3 separate regions of the Homo sapiens genome follow, and regions 1 and 3 are each linked to region 2. Evidence: chromatin loops called from intact Hi-C (ENCODE). Cell type or tissue: heart left ventricle. All regions are shown on one strand.

What was found. Peaks named below come from ENCODE experiments on the same cell type or tissue, not always from the same donor. Only the 100,000 strongest peaks of a DNase experiment are listed, where the experiment ranks them.
Region 1: a loop joins it to region 2, with 4 times the contacts of the local background. A loop is called at or near these places in 9 of 110 quality-filtered maps.
Region 3: it touches region 2 in a loop (2.4-fold over the local background); 2 of 110 quality-filtered maps call a loop at or near these places.

Annotation. Positions count from the first base shown.
Region 1 is chr16:49,182,970-49,185,469 of GRCh38, reverse strand. No RefSeq gene overlaps it. Among named protein-coding and RNA genes, the nearest start is that of CBLN1, 98 kb to the left of the region's middle. In heart left ventricle, a CTCF peak has its summit at 1,278; no DNase peak of the experiment used is centred here.
Region 2 is chr16:48,686,173-48,688,672 of GRCh38, reverse strand. The region is part of intron 1 of LOC105371240 (a long non-coding RNA gene); the gene reads right to left. Among named protein-coding and RNA genes, the nearest start is that of N4BP1, 77 kb to the right of the region's middle. RefSeq lists a silencer at 1,033-1,152. In heart left ventricle, a CTCF peak has its summit at 1,032; a DNase peak (open chromatin) is centred at 1,092.
Region 3 is chr16:48,900,790-48,903,289 of GRCh38, reverse strand. No RefSeq gene overlaps it. Among named protein-coding and RNA genes, the nearest start is that of N4BP1, 290 kb to the right of the region's middle. In heart left ventricle, a CTCF peak has its summit at 1,163; no DNase peak of the experiment used is centred here; H3K27me3 peaks cover 2,093 bases.

The DNA.
Region 1 (2,500 bases), 500 kb before region 2:
CCCAGTGATTTCACTTCTAAGTATTGACCCACAGAAAAAGAAAATATATGTCTACAAAAAGGTTTGTACAGGAATGTTCATAGAAGCTTTATTTGTAATAGTTATAACCCATGTCCATTGACAAGAGAATGAATAAAGTAGTATATTTGTTCAATACTATATTACTCAGTAATAGGAATAAACTACCAACATATGCAATAACATGGATGAATCTCAAAATCATTATTTTGAATCCAATAAGTCTTAAATAAGTGTATCTACTATGTAATCATTTATATGAAATTCTACAGGACAAAACTAGTCTACAGTGGGAAGAAATCAGAATAGCAGTCGCCTCTGGGGAATGGAGGTAAGAATTTATAGTCAAGATGCAAGAGGGTATTCCCTGGCAGTGATAGTAATGTTCTAGAACTTGGTAGGAGTTTTGAGTCACACAGGTGTGAACACTCATTAAAACTCATGGAATGCATTTAGGATTTTTACATTTTATTATATGTAAATTTTATATCAGCACAAAGAAACTGCAAACAAAATTTGAACTCTTTTAATAAAATCCATGCTGGGCTACTTAGGGGAAAATATATAAAGTCTTCAATTTACTTTGACTTATACCCCAAATAAAATGGATTAATGGATGGCTAAAAGAATGGATAGATGGGTAAATAACGTGATAAAGCATGGATAGTAAACTGTTCGTAGTGGAATCTAGATACTGTGATTCACTGTAATATTCCTTTAACTTTACTATATGCTTCAATATTTTCATAATAAAACATTGGTAATAAAAGAACTCTAAAATATTTTTTGAGAAAGAAAAAATTTCAGAGCTGTCATTTACGTCCGGGTGACCTTGTCATTTCTGAGTCTCCCAGGAGTGCTGAAAGGATACGTAACCTTCTGTATACGCATGAGTGTTTTGCAGGTCCTCAGGGTTTTTACCCATGTTGGTAATTGAACCCTGCAGATCAGGCAGCAAACAACCTGTATCAATGCCTACCCCGTCCCCACCCTGCCTGTATCATTCCTCCCCTTCGTCCCTAGAATAGTTTTGATGATCGCATAAAACAACCAAATAGCAGACGCAGACGGCACTTTACAGAACATGTCTTAAAAACTCCCCGATTACATATTTACTCCAAACCCATCAGAAAGGAGATGGCTGTGTATCGTTAATGAGGGCTGTTTGAGAGTCAAGTGTTCAGCAAATTTGGCCAGTGGCCACTTAGGGAGTTCCAACCTCAGAATCACCAGGTGTAGTAAATGTATACACCAAAAGGGGCCGCTGCTGCTCACTCTCGCTACCCCCAGCAGCAACCACCTGGGCACACCCAAGGCCTGGGTAGATACTGTCTGCTTCCTCCTCTGGAGCTTGCAGATCCTGGAGATGGTTACCAGGACCACAGGGCTTCTTGGGTTAAGCCCACCAAAAAGGAATGCGTGGGACCAGGGTGGAATACAGGGATAAGCAAACGTAAGGAAAAGCTGAGCTAGCAATTCCAAGGGGCTGCTTCAGTATGTTTTCATTAAATAGCAGTGGCCCCAGCCTCAACAATGAAGGCCCACATCTGCCCCTGGCTGGGGTCAGGGGTGAGAGAGAAGTAGGGGCCCCGGTTTACACCTTTCTTCCTGTGTGATTGGGGCAAGTCCCTTTCTCTCTCTGGACCCCAGACCCTCCTTCTGCAAAATGAGGGTGTCCAGATTCATTCAGAAGTTTCCCTTCTAAGACTCTGTAGTCTATTTGCAGTATTCCCTAAAACCTAAGACACAGCATGCATTTAGGCACCATAGCAGCACAGGTTCATACAGACGTGACAGTCATTGCTTGTGCCTGGAATTGTCTACTCAGTGTGCTAGTGTTGCTGACCCAAAGTTCTGATTGGCAGTTATAGATACCCTATAACAAAGAAGTAAATATGTATTTCTTTCACCCCAAACATACTGTTATCACCTTATAAAAATGCGACACAGCACTGATCGCCTTCAAAGTGCCAGACACTTTGCCAAGCACCTTAAATACATTATTTCATTTAATTAGGTAAACTTTGTTCATAGGCATTATTTCCATTTCACAGGGGAGCAAACAGAGGGTGAATGGATTGATACCTTATCCAAAGCCATGCAAGCTGGTTAGGAGCTGAACCCACGTCTGCATTCTTTCTGCTCCGCTCCAGTCTCTCCAACACTGCAGAATCCACTCCACCACCCTAACACAACTGTCGTTAGCATCTTGATAAATATGTATCACCCCTTTTTAGTTAAAGACATACATACTGTGTACGTCTTTCATACATTAAAATGTGAAAATGAGTTGTTAAAAGATGCTGTTTGGTAAAAATGTCAGGTTAATGGGAGAGAATAATAAAAGGTGTGCTACATTCTTTTGGTCAGAGAAACATCTGGACGAATCAGTTGAACCCCATAATCTTGGTTGGCCCAGACTGGCTGCAGCTTAGATCTGTGAGCACAGGCAGGTGAGGTCTATTTTCAAATAATAGTTGAC
Region 2 (2,500 bases):
TATTTGTGTGAATTGAAAAGATCTTATGTCTAGAGCCTCAAACTGGCAAACAAGAAAAACAAACCAAAAAGGAAAATGAAAAAGAGGGAAAGAAAAAAAAATAAGAGGGAAAGGCAAAGCATTCATAAAAGCATTCAGAACCCAAAGTGGTATCATGGCAAGATCAGGGGCCTTTTGAGTGTCTGAGACATGGGTTTGAATTTTAGTTCTACCCCCTTATTAGTTTTGTCATTTTATCTTTTCCTTTTTTCTCTTTGGCACAGTCTCGTTGTCTATCAAATCTAGTGATACCTACTTTTCAGGAACATTGTGAAGATTAAGATTACAGAAGAGATGATGTTGTTTGTTGGTTGAGTAGGCTTTCAACAAATAGTTTCGGTTACTGTCATTTCACCAGAAATGGCTCTTTATGTTCGAGTTAAAATGCATTGGATAATTGTTTTGTAATGGAAGCGGCAACAAAATTATAATCAAAGGAGCAACACAGCATGTGCCATGTAGAATTCTATGCTATGGTTTGGTTTAGAAGTCAACGTTTTCATCTTTATTTTATGCCTAATATAAAAATGCCTCAAGTTTATTTACCAACTAGACACTAATGTGCATTCTAAGGGAAATTACCCTCACCAGGATCTGACTCTGGCTATAAAATGTTAAATAACAAATCACTTAGTGAAAGAAAAATTTTTTTTGCTTTTAAATAAAGATGAGAGGGATAGTGGAATTCATAAAATAAGTCAGTCATATCTGTGCTTTGCTCTCTTCAACACATCACTAAAACAAGGGTCCTCCTGTCTCCATTTATCTTAAACTGAACTAAGGCTCCCAGCTCCTGCAAATGAGACCTCAAATGATCAATTACATCTTAGTGCACGAAGTCAAAGGGTAAATGTATTATTGCTCACCACAGGCCGACCCTAACCTCAGGATTAATGCCATAAACAAAAAAAAAGGAAAAATATAGTTAAGCCTGTGAAGGCACTGGCTTTGGTCTCCAAAAAATTACAAAAGGGAAATGATGACCCCTACCGTTAGGAACAAGAACAGACAGCCTGCTTTGGGAACCTGGAGAGGGCCGTGTGGAAGGAGGCGTGGTTATTGAGAGCCGCAAGGACACCGGCTCCCACAGTGGTGTGTTTTCCTGTTGAGGCCCCACTGGACAGGAGGCCCTGGCTTCCCCTTGAGGGATCTCTGCGGGAAGCAAAAAATTTATAAGCTCTCCGTTTAAAATATTTTTAATGTTTTAATTAAGAAGCTTGGGCTTGCTTTGGTAAATGTAACTTTTTTGCATTATATTTTATGCTTGAAATGACCACGCAATTTCTGATAAAGACTTGTTAATGATGATTTCTCCAAATTCCCAGTGGTCATCATCCATGGGAAAACTTGTATGCACAGGTAACAATGAAACATTTTTAATATTTTAACAATTCCAAAATTGTTGAAGTTATACTTAAAGGATCTAATAGCTCTTTGGCATGTGGAAATTTCTTGTAATAATGCAAAAGTTTTTCAAATTCAACCCAGCCTTTTAACATTAAGTATTTTCAAATAATGAGGAAACTATAATCTGCAAAACATGAATTGTTGGAGGTGTCATCCTGCAGCAAGCTTAGACACCACAGAGAGAGCTTGTCAGCCACAAGTGGACAGACAGCCAAGAACTATATTTCTATTTCAGGGCTTCTGCTTGGAGCTGTGCTTCACACTATCCCTGCCGAACCTCCTCAGTGCCACCCCATTCTTCCTATAATGACCACCTACCTCTTCCCTGCCCAGCCTACAACGCCCTCCATTGCCCACCCTATCCTGATGTCATCATCCATTCCTTTCCAGGCCCCTCACTGGCTGACTGACTTTCTCCATGGCTCTTTCCTGCCCCAGGACTTTCACACGAGCTGTTCATTACCTCTGCCCAGAACATTCCTCCCCTGTCTTCGCCTAGCTAACCCCTATTCACGTGTGTGTTCCTCAGGATGCCTTCTCTGATCACAACAAAGTCTCCCCATGCTCACGGTTTTGTATTTCAGTTTCCTCGTCTGTAAAAACGGAAATAAAATAGGTTTGTTTTGAGGAATAAATGAGATATGACACATTTAAGCACCTAGAACAGTACCTGGCTTGCAATGAATGTTCAATAAATCATCACTGCACTTTCACACTTTTCCTCTGTGGCCTGTATCACAACTATAAATAGATATTGATTTGCTTGTATTTGTTCCTCACTAGGCTGTAAACTCCATCAAGGCCAGAGAACATGTCTTTTTCTTTTTCCACCACTATATACCAAGGCCCAGCATAGTCCCTGGTGTCAATGTATATTTAGGGTTTTTATTGTTATGATTGTTGTTTTATGTGTATATTTTCATTTTCCTTCCAACATTTATTTCAGGTTCAAGGGGTACATGCGAAGATTTGTTACATGAGTAAATTGCATGTCATAGGGATTTAGTGTACATATTATTTCATCACCCGGGTAATGAGCTTAGTAACAAATAGG
Region 3 (2,500 bases), 210 kb before region 2:
ACATCGCCTCCCTGTGGCCCAGGAGCTTCTCCTCTCAGCCTGGTGGTTGTCTTGGAGACCAAGAGCTCCGGGGAGAACACAGGCACTTCCAGCCTCCCCAGGCTTCCCTAGGGACAAAGGAAGATTTCCTCCAAAGGCGGGGCTTTTTACCCAAACAAAAGCACATAAAACAGCATTTGCCGGACAAATTCATCCGAAGAAAGTTGAGGACAGCTGGGTCTACAGTCCTTCACTTCCACCTCACCCCAGGAGGACTGCAGAGTGAGCTGGGAGCAGACCTCCACCTGCTTTCCTCATCTGCTCACAGCTGAGTTCTGAAATTAAACCACCTGGATTCAGATCCTGACTCCTTATGTGCTAGATCTGTCACCTATGTGAATGATTTGACTCCTCTAGGTCTCAGTTTCCCTATCTATGAAATAGGGATTTTTTAAAAATCCCTACTTCTGAGAGTAGTGATGCTCATTTGAAATCATGCAAATAAAGCACTTAGAACAGTACCTGGCCCAGAGAAGCGGTAAACACTGTGCTATTAATATTTCCTTGGGGTTGGGGGGACCCTGCTCAGTGTAAATGTGAGCTGCTGGTTGAAAGAAGAGTTGGAGTCCTCAAGCCTGTCCATCACCAGAGCCCCTGGGGTTGAGATGAGAAGCTGGAGAGGCGGGGGTGCTGGTTGTTTGCTTTACCAGTCCTAATGACTTATTACACCAGCCCCTGGCAAGAGAGTAGAAAGGAAGAAGATAAAAAATCGTAGCATCGATTTTTCCAGCACATGAATCCAGCAATGTTATTTCCAGATCTATCCTTTTTGAAATTAAATTAAATAAACTTTAGCTCAGTTTGTCAATTTGCTGAAAACCTTCTCCATCTGACTTTCTCCTTGGCAGTGACGGGGGCTGGTGGAGGATGTTTTCTCTAGGAAGGCATTATTGCATTAGGAGAAGTGAGGCTTGTGATGACATTCCAGAATTTTAAGAGCTTTTCAACCCAATGAGGTGTCAGTTTGCAAGTGCATTTTCCATAACCATTAGGTAGGCATTTTAACAAATGGGGACTGTGATGGGTGAGTCCTGCTGGAGTGAGTTATAATGGCAGGACTGCACTCTTATTCAGAACTGCGGTCCCTCCGGTGGCAGAGTTGCCTCCCTGCTCCACAGACACACGTTAGGAAAACCAGAAGTATATTCCTCTTTTACTTCAATTATGAGATTTTTCTTTCTTTCAAAAACAATAAAGGTGCCTGTTATTTCAGGTGAGAAAACATCGTCTTGAGACTGCCTCAAGGAGAGGTGTTTTCCGAGCCCAAACTCACCCAGGTGCAGGGCTAATAAAAGCCTCTCGAGGGGCCAGGTAGGGGCAGACAGGAGTAATAAGTGGCCTGTCAGTCATCCTAACCAGCCAGAACCAGTCATGTGGATCTGCGGGGAGATTACACACAGTTAACTGGCTAGGAGTAAGAGGGGTTCATAAAAGCTGGCTCCATATCCTCTGGTTTGTTGTGATGAAGGTTCAGCGATTACATCCACACTGCCTGGACTTCAATTTGCCCCTAAGATCCTCGAACACTGAAAAGTCAGGACTGTGGTGTCCGGGAACAAGTGAAAATGGCCCAGGGACCAGTCTTTTTTTTGGAAGTCATGGCCCAAGGACCTGAACCATTCCAGGTTATCTGAGTTGTTCAGGAGCTTGGTCCTAGATTCGATGGGATGTCCAGAGTGGCTTCAGCTGAGCCAATGCTCAATTTAGTCTTCAAAACTGGATTCCTACTTATTCTTCAAAGCCTGAATTAAGTATCTCCGCCTATGTGAAGCCATCTTCAACCTTTCTGAGACAGAATGAGCCAGAGTTTCCTTCCTGCTCCCAGAACATTTAGGAACACCCTCTAGCACCCAGTACTGTGATGATCTGTCCTCCCCAGCCTGCTCATCCTTCCCAGCCTCTCCAACAGCTCCCGGCACAGAGGCGAGACACGCAGGGAACACTGGCCAAAAGAGATCCCAGGGAACCCCTCCAAGAGATAATGACAATAGTTTGTCACAAATTCTGGCTTGAGCTTATTAGACTGGTTTGTAGTTGGGGGAACTTCGGAAAAAACTAAATTACTGTTTAACTAAATCATGACACACCCATCAATAGGCTATTATGTAGCAATTAACAAAGATAGAGGAGATATATATTTATTGCTTTGAAAAGATGTTTGTGACGTGTGATTAAGTGAGAAAAAAACAAGTTAGGAAACAATTTGTATAATATGAGCCCATTTTATTGGAGGAAAAATGTTTCTCTGTCTTTCTTTCTCTCCTACACACACACACACAAACACACACACACACACAATCTTGGGTTATATCAATAGAAGTGAAGTACCAGATCACAGGAGCTACAATTGAAGTATCAAATTTCTGAAGAACATTGACAAAATCATCTTTATCTGCAAGAGGGTGACTAAAATGGAGAAGGATCCAAAACCATGTCATTTGAATAAGGATAGAAAGAACTG